Regions from separate parts of the Mus musculus genome. Here region 1 is linked to region 2. Evidence: chromatin loops called from intact Hi-C (ENCODE). Cell type or tissue: left cerebral cortex. All regions are shown on one strand. Each heading gives the region's core, and the rest is flanking DNA. Links, peaks and the distances in the headings are about the cores only. Region 1 overlaps Xrn2 (5'-3' exoribonuclease 2). Region 2 overlaps Gm34689 (a long non-coding RNA gene).

Evidence for each region. Hi-C counts contacts between places; a loop is a spot of excess contacts. Peaks named below come from ENCODE experiments on the same cell type or tissue, not always from the same donor. Only the 100,000 strongest peaks of a DNase experiment are listed, where the experiment ranks them.
Region 1: it touches region 2 in a loop (4-fold over the local background); 2 of 42 quality-filtered maps call a loop at or near these places.

What each region holds. Positions count from the first base shown.
Region 1 is chr2:147,069,033-147,077,373 of GRCm38, forward strand. It overlaps Xrn2 (5'-3' exoribonuclease 2), which reads left to right. Exons shown (of 30, transcript NM_011917.3): 29 at 5,853-5,994. Among named protein-coding and RNA genes, the nearest start is that of Nkx2-4, 12 kb to the right of the region's middle. In left cerebral cortex, for the core only: no CTCF peak of the experiment used is centred there; a DNase peak (open chromatin) is centred at 5,156.
Region 2 is chr2:146,719,421-146,727,761 of GRCm38, forward strand. All of the region lies in intron 1 of Gm34689 (a long non-coding RNA gene), which reads left to right. Among named protein-coding and RNA genes, the nearest start is that of Gm34689, 14 kb to the left of the region's middle. In left cerebral cortex, for the core only: no CTCF peak of the experiment used is centred there; a DNase peak (open chromatin) is centred at 3,324.

The sequences.
Region 1 (8,341 bases), core at 213-8,212, 350 kb after region 2:
TTGTTTATATAGTTTCCTGTGTTTCTTGGTTTTCTTGGACTTTATTTTATTGATGCATTGAGGTACTCTAAGAAAATGCAACACAGAGCTTAAAATTGTATTAGGTTTTTGTCAAGCTAAACAAATTTCTCTTTAGCAGGGTTGTGCAGTTTAATGAGGCATAACTAATGGTGTTCCACTTTTATCATGTCTGCCAGCAGCACAGCGTTAGTACAGACCAGCTATTGATTCTTACCACAGACCTCTTCAAGTCCTAATCAGCTTCTTTGGTACAACTTTTTCAGGGCTGACAGGCCTATTGTAGAGCAGTGTCACTGTAGGTCAGTAGTTATTAGTTGCCACTGAAAACAGTTTCTTTAACTACTTAAGACTGAACTGAATTAAATGCAGAAGGGACTCAGAAGAGGATTATGGGATCTGCAGTCTAATAAGTACCATGGACTAGGAAGAATGTGACATGATTTAATAACAAGGGATGTTTGACATGTGTTCTGTCATTCATAAGTTCTGTGTTCCTAAGTCAGATGAACCTGCCATGAGAAGTCAGATGGGCATGTTATGAATAACTATATTATCATCTGTAGAATCATTTACTTAAGAGTATAATGTATTGTTCCAAGCTGGTTTTGACAGCATCAATAAATGTAAAACCAAATGGAGTTTCATGAAAGTAAAGCTTCCTTTTTCACATTTCCAGTTACAATCTGTTTTTACTTTGCTGAGTTAGCCATTTTAATCTGTTCACATCTTCAGTGAATGGACTGCATTAACAAATGGTTCCAGAAATAGTGCTCTTCTTGCACAAATACTTAGCAGCTCTTGAGCTCTTCCAAAATTGCCTTCTGTTGTTTTCTTCAAGATTGCTACAAAAATTTGTGTAACTCAGCTGTTTATTGATAGTGTCAGTTACCTCATGCAAACCATATTTTAAATCAAATATGATTGGTAAGTATATGTTGTACATGCTCAAAGAATACTGCACATACTATTTAATTATCATCAAAATAGCCCAGGTTGACCTCGAACTTCTAGTCCTCCTGCCTTACTTAGTTTCTCAAGTCTGAGAGTAGGGATTATAGGTATACACCACCATGACTAGCTTAACACCGTTTTAAAACAAATAAAGGGATAAATTCTTCTAAATTGTTATATTTGTTTTTTTCATATCATTGTTCATTTCTTCAGTATGTTAATAAAAATTTCTAATGTGTTTCTTCACATTATCAGCACTGTGTTAACATCTTCTCATAGATGTGGTGTTAATTTTCATTTTTACAGAAACTGAGACACATTCAGTAGCTTATCCAAGGTCAGTCTTCCATGTTTCTCGTTACCAAGAAATGTTTTAGTAGAACAGAACTCATCAGACTATTTCCTCTGAACATAATATAAAGCCACAGCACATCAAAGGAAATGAAAGATTAGCCTCCACTTCTGGGGCTCTATCTGTAGTTGCAGCAGCTTTCCTTCTGGTCTGTACACATGGAAGGTTGGTCTAGGACTACCATCTGTATCCTCTTCCTTGCTCTGCTGTTTTATCATTTTCTTGTTCTTATCCTATCCTCACCAAGAACTGTTATTACCCTGACTTTGTGAACCCAGAAGTAAGAGACATTTTGTTTGGGTTTTTGTGGGCTGGGTGGGTAGTTTTAGATACTTTAACATCACCCCTGAAAGAAAAAGTTAAAGATAAGCATTTATAGAATCATTAATTCATTGTTATTTAGGGAATGGAACTCTTTATTTTTGGAGGTAGGATCTCACTATATGGCCACATTGGTCTGTAACTTGCACTCTTTCTGCCTCAGCCTCCCAAGTACTAGTGAAGGAAACCGTTTTATTCTCCTAAGCTTCTTTAGCTAATAAGTGGTCACAGCTTATTGCTCATTTCTATACCCTTGTCATTCTCAATAGTCAGACCTTACAAGACAGAGTAGGAACCATTTTTACTTTACCAAAAGATTATAGATAATAGATGGTGGTAGTCTTATGAGAGTCAGGTTTTTCTAATCCTTAGTTTAGAGCATTTCCAGTGTACTATTTTGGGGCGTTGTTAAGAATCCTATTAAAACATGACTTTTGAGTATATCTTGTTCCTAAACTATAATATATTGTCTTGAATTATTTCTTCCCTTGGGACAGTACTTAAATCTCTATATATATCCCTTTGACCTAAAAATACAGCTGGTTGAGGGCTCAGTGGATAAAAGCAACAGCCACCAAGCCTGACAACCTACCTGATTTGTGTCCCCAGGACTCAGTGGTGGAAGAACACTAATTCCTGTAAGTTATCTTCTAAGCTCACACATATATATACACAGGCAAATGTGAACACACAAAAATAAATACATGTGATTTCCTTAAGAAAAAAAAATCAGTAAGAGATAGGTATGGTGGCATTTATCTGTTATCTGGGCACTGAGAAGGTTGAGACAGAAGGATTTGTTTCAAAAACAAGCCATTGTTCCTCTTTCCCAAACAGAATAACTTGTAGTTAATGGTGCTGACTCTGTGCAGTACTAGCCAGCATTTAAGTTTCTTTTCAGCCTGTACAACACAGCTGTTCAGTTTAATTTTTTTACTTGTGGTTACTCAACTAAATTATGGGGAAAAAAAATCTTTAAACAATATGATTAACCACCGTACAAATTTAAACTATCCAAATTGGTGGGCCTTAGTTACCAACTACTCTCTAGAGCAATAATTTGGAAGCTTTAAGAATATTGTTGTCGGCCGGGCGCGGTGGCACACGCCTTTAATCCAGCACTTGGGAGGCAGAGGCAGGCGGATTTCTGAGTGCGAGGCCAGCCTGGTCTACAGAGTGAGTTCCAGGACAGCCAGGGCTACACAGAGAAACCCTGTCTCAAAAAACCAAAAAAAAAAAAAAGAAAGATTATTGTTGTCAATACAGAAGTGGATGCTCATAGTCATCTATAGGATGGAACACAGGGCCCCCAATGGAGAAGCTAGAGAAAGTACCCAAGGAGCTGAAGGGGTCTGCATCCTATAGGTGGAACAACAATATGAACTAACCAGTACCCCCAGAGCTCGTGTCTCTAGCTGCATATGTATCAGAAGATGGCCTTGTCGGCCATCATTGAGAAGAGAGGCCCCTAGGTCTTGAAAACTTTATATTTTCCAGTACAGGGAATGCCAGGGCCAAGAAGTGGGAGTGGGTGGGTAGGGGAGCAGGGCGGGGGGAGGGTATACGGACTTTTGGGATAGCATTTGAAATGTAAATGAAGAAAATATCTAAGAAAAAAATTTTAAAAAAGAATATTGTCACTGTAGTAGCAAGTAGTGCCTTGCCTTATAAGTTACCTCAGTTTATAACCACTAACTCTTGCATTTATGTATGTATGTATGTATTTTGCCTTTTTGTGTTTGTTTTTGTTTTGTTTTGATTTTTAAGACAGTTTCTTAGTGTAGTCCTGGCTAGCCTGGAACTCACTCTGTACAACAGGCTGGCCTTGAACTTACAGAGACCTGCCTGGATCTCCCTCCCAAGTGCTGAGATTAAAGGGCTGCACACCACCTTGCTTTTTGCTTTTTTTTTTTTTTTTTTGAGACAGTTCCCACTATGTAGTCTAGCCTAGAATTCGCTAAGTAGACCTGATTGGCCTTAAATTCACAGAGATCCAATTGCCTCTGCCTCCAGAGTGCTAGGATCAAAGGTGTGCACCACCACATGTAGTCCTACTTACTAGAAGTTAGGGAAGGCTAACCTTAGGGTTTCCACCTCACATTTTCGAAACATTGTTTCAAAGTTTCAGTTTGCTTATATTTGTAAATTAATATAATTAACATAAAAATGATTGTTGATGGTAAATAAATACAGGTGTTCTTGCCAGCAAAGAGAAAATGGTAGTATATACCACTGTTACATTGTTCTTTCTCTTGACATTTTATTACTAATGATTTTCATCATAGAAATTATCTTTGATCAAAAACATTAGTGATCATTTTGAACAAAAAGAAAATTTGTATGTTTTATACTATGCGTTTACCTTCTAACTTATTTTTAGCATATAAAAATGCTTTTAAATTATATTTATAGTTTATATTATGCCAAAGTAGTTCCATGAAATTTACTAAGACTAAAAAGAAAAATGAGTGACAGTCCAGGGTCTGAGCTGCAGTTTTGGTTTGTAGGCTTTGCACACGTGTCCCACATCGGTGACCCCTGATGGCAGTCCATCACCACAGGTCCCTCACCTCTGCAGAGGTCAGAAGCACCGTCCTTACGTGTGCATAGAGCTGTTCTTCTCAGTCACACAGGGCATTCGTGCTAGAATTCACTTGTACTGATAATAACCTCAAGATAATTATGAGTCGTAACCATAGACAACCTCACCCTGACTTTGAATCGACTCTGAATCACATGCAATGTGTTGTATTTGAGCTCTGGTTTCCCTCCTTTCCATAAAGAGTTGCTTTGCTCTTCCTTGAGTCTTCAGACAGCTGTTGTCTTTGAACTGTTACACAAGAATAATTATTTTGCTTTTTTGTTGTTTTGATTTAAGAAGGCTTGTTGTAACTGAAGGGAAAGTAGAATAGCTTCAGATTTGAATAGCTAACTGTAAGAAGAATTAGTCTACTACCCAATGAGCCCAACTTCAGGCTTTTATCCCTAACATTTTCTCTCCCACAAAGAAGTGAAATTCATATGCTGATAGCATTATAGTGAAAGCTGGCTAGTCAGAACCTTGGTGAATATAAGAAATTTTACTGAGTTCTTCCTGGCATCATCTTTGGCCCCAAAATTTCTAATGTTAAAGTATACAGGAACATTTTTTTGTTTATTTATTTTTTGTGACTGTAAGTAGAAGTTAAAAACTTCTTACTGGGAAAGTTCCATTTTAAATGGTGATTATTGTCTTTAGAAATATCTTTGTTACATTGTTTATGTGACAGGTTTTAATTAAGTTATGATTTAATGCCTTCTACCTGTTGTTGTGTATCTAAAAGTTAAAATAGGCACTTGAAGACAATTAAAACATGTCTTTCAACTAGTAATCTGGGACAGCAAACTGGGTTATAATAGCTGTTGAATCTGTGTTCCCATGTAAACTGTACACCAAATGCCAGTCAGCCCATGCCAATTAGTGCTCATGTTGCTAGGTCACCATGGTCAATTGAAAACTGCATCAATAGAACTTGAAAAGGTTTCTTCACGATCAGACCTTCTGACATATTGAGCAGAATAATGGATGGGAAAAAACTGCCAAGTTCCCTACCCTGGATTCAAAATACTGAGCAGTAAGAATTCACTTGCAACCTGCAATTAACTAGAAAGAATAGAATCTAAGAACGAGTCCAGACATTTTTAAAAATAAAGCCTCTTTCTCCTACTTGTACATGTTTACTCTTTTGGACAGCATCATAAATGTAATCAGCTTGCTGATTGTGGATCCAGATAAAAGAAACTTCACATTTAAAACCATATAAAATGTTTTATAAAAGTTTATCAGCTGGCTTTATGCATCCCCCTTTTAAAAATTATTTATTGCGTTACGTGCATACTGATGAGGTGGTAGTGGGATATTACCTCATGTGGAGATTCCAGCTTGGGTTCTGGGAATTGAACTTGGGTCATCAGACTTGTAAGGCAGGTACTTGGACCCTCTGAGCCATCAGCTGTAAACATCCCTTTTAATAAATTGTGGTGTTTTATGAAGTGCAGTACACGTCACTGGTTACCAGAGACACAAAGGCCATCATACTACATAGTCTGTATATCACATCGAGGTGAATTGAGTTGTCTTAAACGTTGGAGGAGATAACCCGTCCATTTTAGGCTTGTGTCGTAAAATAAAGCAGGCTTCACTTCCGATACAAATGTCTTTTTACAGAAGTGTTGGAGCTGAACCTCTACTGCCATGGAACCGGATGATCCAAAACCAAAATGCAGCCTTTCAGCCAAATCAGTACCAGATGCTAGGAGGACCTGGAGGCTATCCACCCAGACGTGACGATCACCGAGGAGGGAGACAGGTAATAAGTACAATGTGGGCTGTAGAGGGAAAGCAGCATACTGCGCACTGTTAACGTTTGTCTCTTAGGAATTCATATTTTGTTACCAGTATTTCTGGAGAAATTGTTAATAGAACAGCTTAGGTGAACTCTTGTCATCATTAAATACACATTTATGTCAAGTATCTCACCTAAATAGTTTATATATGGGCAGTCTTCAAGACTTCCATCCTCGGAGCCCCCTTTATCATAGCTCAGTGGTGATTAACAGGAGTCACAGTCACCAAAACACTTCTTTTTAGCTTAGAGGATATTGTATTATTAAACTAGGTCTGTCATTAACAAATGAAGACTTTCTGGAAGCTGAAAGTAAATTAAATAAGTAAAATAAAATAAAACTAACACAAAAGTACTTGTTTACTGGTTGTCTTTATTCATCCTAGAATTTTCTTAACTGATTGTTGTTGAGTCCCTCCTTGTGGAAGCAAATTTCTCTTTAAAGATTTTTCCACACATTTTTCTGCTAAATGGAAAGTGCCATGTGATGCAGAAGAGCATTATAATTCAATGTATAGATACATTGAGGTGATGTAGCTTTGTCTTCTCAATTCCATTCAGTCTTAGCAAGTTAAAGCTGAGGTCTGTTTAATATAATTCCCCTAGCAATCTGTGAGCCTGAGCAGGATTCGTACTTTAATCCAACACTGCAACTCTGCTGTCTAGTCTTCCTGGAGTCAGGCGCCTGCAGTACATGCGGAGTTTTAAATTGCTTACTTGGTGTTGCCTGCAGGCCTTTGCAGTACTTTGTATATTAGTTTTCTACTTTCTTTTTCTTGCTTTGTGCCCCCACCTCTTTAATCCAAGATCTCTGACGTGGAAGGAAAACCATTTTGATACCTTAAAAGTGTATTTTTGTAAGCCTGTTTCAACTATACAAGAAAATGGTCACCTTAATTACTTACAGTTAATGCCCTTTGAGAAAATGTTGTTATGATTCATTAAAATCATTCCACAGAATTTACATTTTTTTCTACCCAACACCTTTGAAAAGTCATATTAGGAAATTACTGCTGTCTGTGCTACTGGAGTTTAGGTGGCACTAGGCAGTTAAAATAACAGCATTTTAAGATGAAGACATGAGAAACCATGGAAGATTCTGTGTGCAGTTACTTCATTTTACAGTCAGGAACTGAAAGCCTGTGATCTCATAGTTTGGAGGCAGAGCTGGGGACACTGAACCCCAGTTCAAGATATGTAAACAAGTTGGAAGATTCTTTTTTGGAAATATACTCATTCGTTTTAGTCATGTTTCCATGTAGTGTTTGTTAAATTGCAACTATTGAAGTTAGAGTTTATTGTTAAAGGGAATGATGCTTTCATTTTATTTGTAGTGACCTTAATATATCTCAACAAGTCCTTAGCACACATTGCAGCCTCCAGGATCTGTCATGCCATAGAGTGTAAGCTGTTTAAGTGGTAAAATAGAACCTTGTGTCCTAAATAGGAATCCCCTCTTCCCTTTAGACCCAAACCCGGTACCACACTCATCCAGCAAATGCTCTTACTATTGAGCTATATTCCCAAACCTTTAGAAAAAGAATTATGAATTGTTTTTGTATGGAAATGTTTTGTAAGCATTTTAATAACGTTTTGTTAATGTTCTGTTTTTCATTGAGCCATATATATATATATATATATATATATATATATATATATATATATGTATATTCTTAAAAATAACTGGCCATTAGGCCTCAGTAAGTCCCTTCCTTTGGTTAAATGAAGAGACTTTTCTACCAAGGACTCAGAATGGTGGGAAATTTTTAAAGCACCGTCTTTACAGCATGCACAATATCTGCAGGCCGAGACCAGACAGAATCCAGCATAGAGAGGGAGGTGGACACAAAGTCCTTCCCTTAGTTAAGGAGCTATTGGCAACTGGTAATCACTGGGAAATGTTTGAATGGTTTTTGTTTATTTAAGGGTTTAGCTCCCGGTAGGGTGTAGATCCTGGTAGGTTGACTACCAGTAAAGGTCACACAGGCAAAAGTATATGGGCAGCACAAATGGTACTTTGATGGGGTAAAAAAAAAGAGACAAGTTGGGTGGTTTGAGAAGAGTAGGGGAAGGGAATGAATATAATCACAATACATGGAAATTCTCCAAGAACTGATACAAATATAAAAATAAACCCCACTCTACACACTTACAAGAAGCATTTCACTGTTCATTTGTCTGCATTTTAGGGAGTTTCCTAGATGTGGTTGTTATTAATGCTGTGGAGTTAGTGTTCAATAATTCAAACTTTGTTTGGGTCTTCAGCTTTGTTTGAACACACACTTTTGAAGACTTTACATGGGATGTACCT
Region 2 (8,341 bases), core at 307-8,306:
GAATACATTCACTCCCTGACTAAAAATGAATCCCAAAATTGGTTTTGATTTTTATTTAAAATTCAAATGTCTGATGTCCTTAAATTGAACAAATGATATTTTAAAATATCTCTATCAGCCTCCAGCATCTGCAGATTGCGATTTGCATTTTGAAATTGGCTGCTTGAAATGAAGGAGACCGAGCGCCGTCCTCCTCCTTCTTCTTTTCCTATTCCCCTCCTGTTATTTAATGAAAACGCTAGAGGTCAACCCTTTGTCCTTAAATTAGTTCCCATAAAAATCTTTTTGTGTTTTGCAGCTTGTTATGATGTCTTGAGGCTGGAGGAAACGTTGCCATTAATTATGTCTTTGTTGAATATGGATATCTATTCAGAGTTAGTTGAACAGTTTCAAACAAAATTAGCATCCAGCGACACTCAGCCAGCTTTGGGCTGGTTATCAAGACTATTCCTCTTTTCTCCTCCTGTTCTTTTTCTCTTTAATTTTTTTTTAAAGCTGCGAGAATGCTGTTCAGCAAGTGTGTATTATCTAATATATTCAGCTTTCGGTTGCCACTTTTTCCAGATGAAGATGAGCTTAATTGAGGTTGTCCTTTTAAGTTTGTAGAGCCCTTCAGCATTCCACACAAAAGCGTGTAGAGGCTTTTCATTTGTCTTGAGTATGTTTCAGATGTACAAATATTATTTATTTTAAGCTCTGAATCAAAAGGTGTGCTATAACTCTGTTAAATAAAACATTACTCAGGACTGAAATATATATATTGAAAGTAAGCCCGTCCCCACTCATTATCAAAATATTTTATGTGACAGGAACCCAGTGAACAAATTTTAGGATTTATACTGGGGGAGCTGTTTGGCCACACATTCCCGGCAAGCAAGCAAGCACTTAGCAAAGGAATGTATTCTCGATTCCACTGAGGATAAATATTACAAATCCACTGTGCAGCTAAGCTCTGAAGTTAGTTCCCTGTTTGACTACCCTGGTGCATAGATAAGACCAGGGTAAAGCTTAACTCTGAAGAAGTGAAGTTCATGGGTGGAAGGACACTCAAGCGTATTATACATCCATGGGGGAATTGTTGAGAGAGAGAGATAGAGAGAGAGATTTGGCTGGCTACAGCCTCAGTCTATTCACACCTGTTTGTAGGATGAGGGTCAAAAAGGCAGATGAAGGAATTTAATTCCACGAGGATCTAAATCAAAATATTAGAAAGTATTCTTCATTCCATGCCATGTGGAAAAAAAAAAACCCTGAGAAATAGGATAAGATCTCTCTCTCTCTCTCTTTCAGTTTTAATAATACCAACAAAAAGTCCATAAGTATCGCACTAGCAAGAGTAAATTAATTGGCTTAGGAATGAAAATTTCAAACAGTCCGGTGGATGAAAATGATTCCCTATTATAGAGAAAACAAAGGGTATGGGACTCTGATGAGGGCCTTGTATATCTTTAAAATATTTTGTATGAATTTTCCTTCCTTTCATTTACTTCTGTCTCCTTCCCCGAGTATGGAACCAGTGCTGTTTGTTGTTAAGTATTCCCTGGGAAGAGGCGCTAACCTTGCACTGCTTTTAAGTATAATGTACATTTTTCATTTTAAATGGGGGCTCATAATGACATTGTGTAGAAGAGATTCCAGGCCTCCCTGGTTATCACCATGTCTCCTTGAGCTGCGCTTCTGGAAAAAAAAAATGCGAAGAAGGTAGCTCTCTGGAATGAATAAATTCTGTAGCCTGCCTGTAATTATTTATTAAAATAGATTAAAGAAATAGACTAAAAAGGAACCCGCCACCCGTGTTAGAGAGAACATAATAAGAGTACATAGAAAGGGAAAATTAACACCAGGGAGGAAAGAATGTAAGATATGCGTGTTCAATAATACAGCCATCTCTGCATTGTTGGCTCACGGGCAGACACACTCCTGGGTTTTTCATTTGGCAGGGTGGGCTGTGCTAATGAAAACGTGGGTTACTAATACGGATGTGTATGTCTCTAATTAACATTAGAATTGAGTGGTAAACATAACCAGGAGAGAATTCAACAGAGAAATGGGCTAAAAGAAACCGGAGTATCAGGGGGGAGGGGAAGGAGGCGGGTTCGAAAGAAGAACTCCACAGCCTTTCTTCAGATGGGTTTAATTTTGTCACTTGAGTCAAAATTGGAAACCCGTTTTCTAGTACAATTGCTTCTGTGTTTAGTGAGTGTTGCAGACTCTTTATTACAGGGGAATTTTATAAACTTGGCACCTCATCATCAAGCCATCTTGGGGGTCAACTTCCCACTTGTACTTTTAGCTCTAAAGCAAGTACTTTATAAAAGTGTCTTCTGATTTGTAAGATTTACCATAGATTCTGAGATGAGCTTCCAAACCTAATCCCTCACCGAAGTACCCATTTGTCTCTTCATGTTTAAACTGCTACGTTCTGTTAACTCTTATCAAATGCAATAGAATTCTTTAACAAGGCATCAAAGATAAATGTAGATTTGTGTTAATTCTGCGTTTTGTTTTGTGATTGCTGTGGTGCCAGTCTGTGATCCTTGGGGGTGAGTACAGCAGGAATAGGAGAGGTTTAGCTTTATGGTCGATGCTGATATTATTCGTGTATTCCTTTTAAAAATACCAAATGTATAACTGGAAGTGCTATTTGTGGGCAGTTACTTTAAAATATTTTAAACCATATTTAAATCATATTTAGCTAAAGAAAACAAAATAAAACCTCACCATCTTTTTTTTTTTCAAACAAGATATACTAGCATCTATTTTCACTGTTTTATATCAACTTCACCATGCTATTTGGATGGAATAATGTGCTATGATGCTTATTATGAAAAGAAACAAAACAGAATACAAATGTACACAGTAAGAGGAAATGCTTCTTCTAGGAAAATAGACATTTTTGTCTTTTATATTTTTGAAAACTATTTAGTCAAAACAATAACATGATTCATTGAAAAAGCTAATGTCTAAAAAAACAAATCAGCACTTAATTTCCTTTTGTATCCATAAGGCTAGTGTAACCTACATGATTTTTGGAGGCAAAGGAAAAAAGCCTCTGTATTCTTTAGTCACAGGAATACTCAAGAATTTCAGCAAAGCTCAAGTATGATCCTTGTGTTTAATCAATTTAAGGACAACTTTCTTTCTTGGTAAGATTTAATGCTTAGCCCAAAAATTGTATCAAAAGAAAATGTACATTTCCAGTGTAATAGGCCTTTCCTTGTTAATTTGTTAGGGGGAATGCATACAAATGTATCTAGAGAAATGCTTTGCATCTGCAACATAATCAGATGCAGGCGTGGCGGGCTTCTGAGCTCTGCACAGCGGACCGAGAGCCAGCGGCTTGCCCGTTTTGAGGCTCAGAAAAGCAGAGACCTCATGAAAATGCACAGCCTGAATTCTCATCACAGCGGGTTGCCTCGCCACAAAGTTATTGCCAGGGGACAGTGTTCATTAGCTTCACCAATTCTGTACTTCTGTTTATCTGTCTATTACCATCTTAGCAGAGTAAATCATTCCTGTTCTTCCCAGATCCAGTCCCTTCTCCTCCCTCCAAAACCCAACATTTGTTACCCATAAATGGGGAAATGCTCCAGGACAAGGGCAATAGCTTAAATTGAATTTTCCTAATGATTTAGTGAATCCTAGCACACATTTTTACTTTGTTGTTTAGACTCAAGAAGGCATAAAATCTCCACCATCTATTTATCATGTAGTTATTTTAATGTAAACATGTGTCCATTTAGATGAAGTGTTTTCATTATTAAGCTAATTCCAGCATGTCTCAGATAGACCATGAGAAGGGGGCAGAGCTCTGGCTGACAGTACCAAACCTGTCTTGGCTCAGCCTGCTGTCAGATACGTCTTCATTAGGTTTTGTCATTCACCGGTGGCAAATGCTGTATAAATGGAATGACGATCAGGCCCGCCTTGATAACTTGTCTTATCTCATTAGTTTTCACATCAAAGTTAATCAGCAATGTGAATTGTAATTGCTAGAGGAGACAATGCGTAGATCGCTGGTCGCCCCCCCCCCATGGCATCTTGAAACATCAGCAGGCTGGTTGGAGCAGATAGGCTCGGAAGGAAAATGATGTGGAAGGCATAATAAGCGAGCTGCTCAGAATTAATGAGCTAACCCAATAAGAAAAGAATGGCCAATCAATGTGAGTTGGGCAAATATAATTTAGAAATAATTGCTTGATTGGTTGCCTATAGTAGACTGATTTGACCACACACAAGGATTAAGAATTAAGATGTCAAGGCAAAAAAATAATTTGGCAACTGAGGGCATGTAATTTTTGTGTCCTTCTTTTTATGATTGAAAGAGATGTGTGTTTGATACGCTATTCGCCAGAATGAAAACATTAGACACCCTCTTGTTCTCTTTCTGTTTCCCGCACAATGAAGGCCCATTCAGAACACAATTGTGATACTCCTGAACGGGACATGAAGAAGGTGTGGAGGGAGGGAGGGAGAAAGGGAGGGAGGGAGGCTTCACTCAAAGGATGGATGGGTTGGCACACAAAGCATTTGCCTCTATTTTGAGCTATAACTTGACCAGGATGCTAAAGTGATAGATGCAATGATCTGCAAAATATATCAATTGTCTGTCTTAGGTAGGCCTAAAGAGTTCTGCTCACAACCTACATGTTCCTAATGCAATATTTTTCTGACAGCTATTCACCAATTAGCAAAGGGCCCTGGCTGTATTCTTCTGTCAAAACTCCGGGAAGGTTCAGCCAGAAGGTAAATTTGCTTTGATCTACATTACACCTAATTGAGTCACAAGCAATGTCTCTATCCCAACATCAAGAAATGTGAAAATGTTAGATTATTTCACTGGGGATTAAACCTAATTTTCGCGTGTTCTGCATTAACCTATTAGGCTGGCTAATCTGCATTGCTAATGTGGCTGAGGCAGCTGTCACAGCTAAAGAAAAACATGATCATGCAATCCTTGAATGAATGATTCCCGGCCTGATTAGTCTTAGTGAAGTTAGCTGAGCCCTGGTGATAAGGAAGGAAAATTCCCAGGTTGCCAATAGCTTTGAAAATTATCAGACTGTAGGCAAAAATACACCTCATGATTCACAGGCTTGGGTCCAAATGCCGAGTTGAGTGACATTATTTAAGACTGACGAAGGCTAACTCGAGTTGTCACTCGCATAAATGTTTGTGTTTATTTTTAAGAGACTGATGTAATGGACGCAGATTTAAATGCTAATAGAAGCCAGCCAGACACATAAAACCCCAGGCGTTGTTACACTGTTGGTCTTTTATTAACATAGATTAAATTGTAATATTTTCTAGATAAATTGGCAGAATCAGAAAGATGCATTGCCCCCCAGGACGCTGGAGAAGAACGACTTCTGCAAGACTTCTGGGCTTCTCATACATGTAGCGATTTGTTACACGCCTACCATCCTTTTTCCTTATCCCTTTTTAAAATGGAAATCAGGGGGGAAATATATTCAGAAGGACAAGCGTTGTTTTCCGCAGCTCTGTGGCCAGAACCATCTTCTCGGCTTGCCTGCTTAATTTCAAGGATTCAGCAGCCCTGTATTTTGTTTGCTGAGAGGCATGGTTTGCTTTCACCTCCCCATTTGATTTCAGCAGCAAAGGAGCCACCATGATGGGTCCCCTTCAGATGTAGAGAATGTTCAGGAGACTTTGGGTGGCTGCAAATAGAGCCGGGAGTCCATTTAATCCGATTAGCAGTTCTGCACAATGGGCCTGCCCAGCCCTTTGTGGACAGAGGCCTTTACTTTATTTGTTTCTATTAGCCCAAGAATCGCTTATCAGAAAAGTGGAATTTTGCCCCCATCAGATTGCTCAGACAATCACCAGAAAACCAACGAGGAAATAGTCTAATGTGTCAATATTTATTTTCTGGCCCTAATTGTCCCCAGAGAGGACTTGTTGAGTGGGCAAAGTTGGCAGTCTTGGTTTATCTGTAGTCTCGATTGTTTTCCCAGTGTGTTCGCCCCAGAGCAGCTACTGTCAGGGTGATAACATCCGGGACAGCAAGAGCACTGGCTTGCAAATAAAGGCATATTAAGAGTCTGAGAAGAAAGGGTGAGAGAAGCCAGGATAGCCCTTAAGGATAAGGAAAAAGGCAGTCCCCCGTCACCAGCAAGAAGGCATTTGGGACTGGGTTCCAAACCCTGGGGAAAGAGAGAGCATGCCTTTTGCTTCTTCGTTCCAATCTCAGGAAGCATGCCTCTGTGGGTAGAACTCCCTTCTGTGGTTTTGTTTCTGCTGGCCTCCTGTTAATTACAGATTTTAATGTCTAAACATTCTCTGGCACTGCCTCCATGACAGTGGTAACCACCAGTAATATAGCATTTTGGGTTTGTTTGTTTGTTTGTTTGTTTGTTTGTTTGAGACAGGGTCTCAGTAGGTACCTCTGAATCCCTGGAATTCACAGTGTAGCCCTGGCCTGGATCTCACTGAGATCCACTAGCCTCTGCTTCTTCAATGCTGGGATTAAAGGTGTGTGTGACACAATTGGAGCCTTTCTTCCCTACCTGATATTGTTCTGCAAACCTGCTGGTGGATTTTCCCCCCCTCCCCCAGGCCCTCACTGGATGCCTCCTATTCTTAAGCCCATTTTGCAGAGTCACCCAGGCCCAGAGAATAACCTCAAACCTCTGGTTTCTAAGTGCCATCTACTGAGTAGAGAGAGTCCCAGTCCAGACCTAGAGAGCCACTGGCTTCTCAAATGCTGTGTCTTGAGCACACCCCCTTGGTTTTTGGTATGCCTAAGAGTCCCATTCCCTAGGACCTTCTTCCTTTTTTCTATAACTGTCCCTCCTCCTCAAGCCCACTACAATGGCAGACATGGCGTGCAAGCCTGTAGCTCCATGGACCAAGTGTTTTCAATAACACTATGAGGCTCAGTCTTCACAGTATCTGTTCACAGAAGACGGGGCAGAAATTTCGATTATCCAAGCCTCCTTTAGGCCTCTCAGACCACAGTGACACTTGAGTCACTGACGATCACTTGTGAGCAGTCACGCCTCAGCAACTTATCTGAACTGGGAACAATGGCTGTGGACAGACCCCCTTGCCCCTGCTCAGCTGAAAGGCTGCATCCCCTCTGGTTCCCTGAGATGAGCCATGGCTCCTGAATCTTTCTGAGGAGACAGCAATTGTATCTAATCACTCGACACAGCACCTGCTGTATTGGCTGCATAGAGTCATCTCCGCCCGGAATTCTTCCTAACTCCAGCCTGTTGCACAAGTTAACGGGTTCTTTGCTTTTCCAGCTGGATCTGATAGCATTTCAGAGAGCCTTTGTATGGCTCGATATCACAGGATCACTGTACCTGTGTGGGGATGTTAACAAACCTATGTTATGAAACCCCGATACTATCTTTCAGTAAATTAAATCTGTCTTCCCTATGAATAGCAGAGTTAAGAAAGCTGAGACAAATTCCTTTTTAAAAAAAAATACTTCTTTGAATTCTGTATTACTCACGTATCGATTTTCTAGTAATTCTGCTGGGCTCATTCCTCCAATAATAATGTAATATCATGATGCCAAACATATTTTTGAATTATGATAATAGCTTCTTAGAGGGTCATTAACCTCGGCATTGATCACAGGTCTAGTTGTATGCCAACAGGATACTCAGTGATGTTTGACAGTGTAAATGTCACATTGCTGCTGTAACAGGCTACCCCAAACACAGTAACTTAATAATAGTGAAGATCTGTTTCCTGCCAGTTCTGCAGGTCAGGCGTTTTAAGTGGGTCCTAAAGGACTGAACACCAAGGGAGCTAGGCTGATTCTCCTAGAAGCTTCAGAAGGAATTTGTCCCTTGTCTCTTCTGGATGTTGGGTTCTATGGTTGCCCTTCCTTCAGCCTTGGCCCTGATACTCTCATTATTCCACTCTGGTATCTCCTTCAGGCCCATCCAGACACTGCATTATATTCTCTGCATTTTAAGACACTGAGCTTAATCACATCTAAATGGCCTTTCCAAGATGTAGTAGACAATGTTAGAGTGGGAAAAACCTCTACTGGTTAAGAGACTAGAATCTGTGACCTTGGTGGAGACATAACATTCTAGTTGGGCCAGGGCAATCATGAAGACAAGAGACCAACCCTAGGATGACAGGCTAAGGTTAAGGCTGACCTTACCTTAAACCATGCATTCTAGTTAGTTTTCTCTTCCTGTGATTAAACACCAAGACCGAAAGCAACCTAGGAAGGAGAGGGTTTATTTCATCTTGTCGTTTGCAATACATTATGGAGTCAGGGTAGAAGCTCAAGGCATTACATAGAGTCAAGAACTGCAATAGAGGTCATGGAAGAGTTCTGCTTAGCTTACTGCCT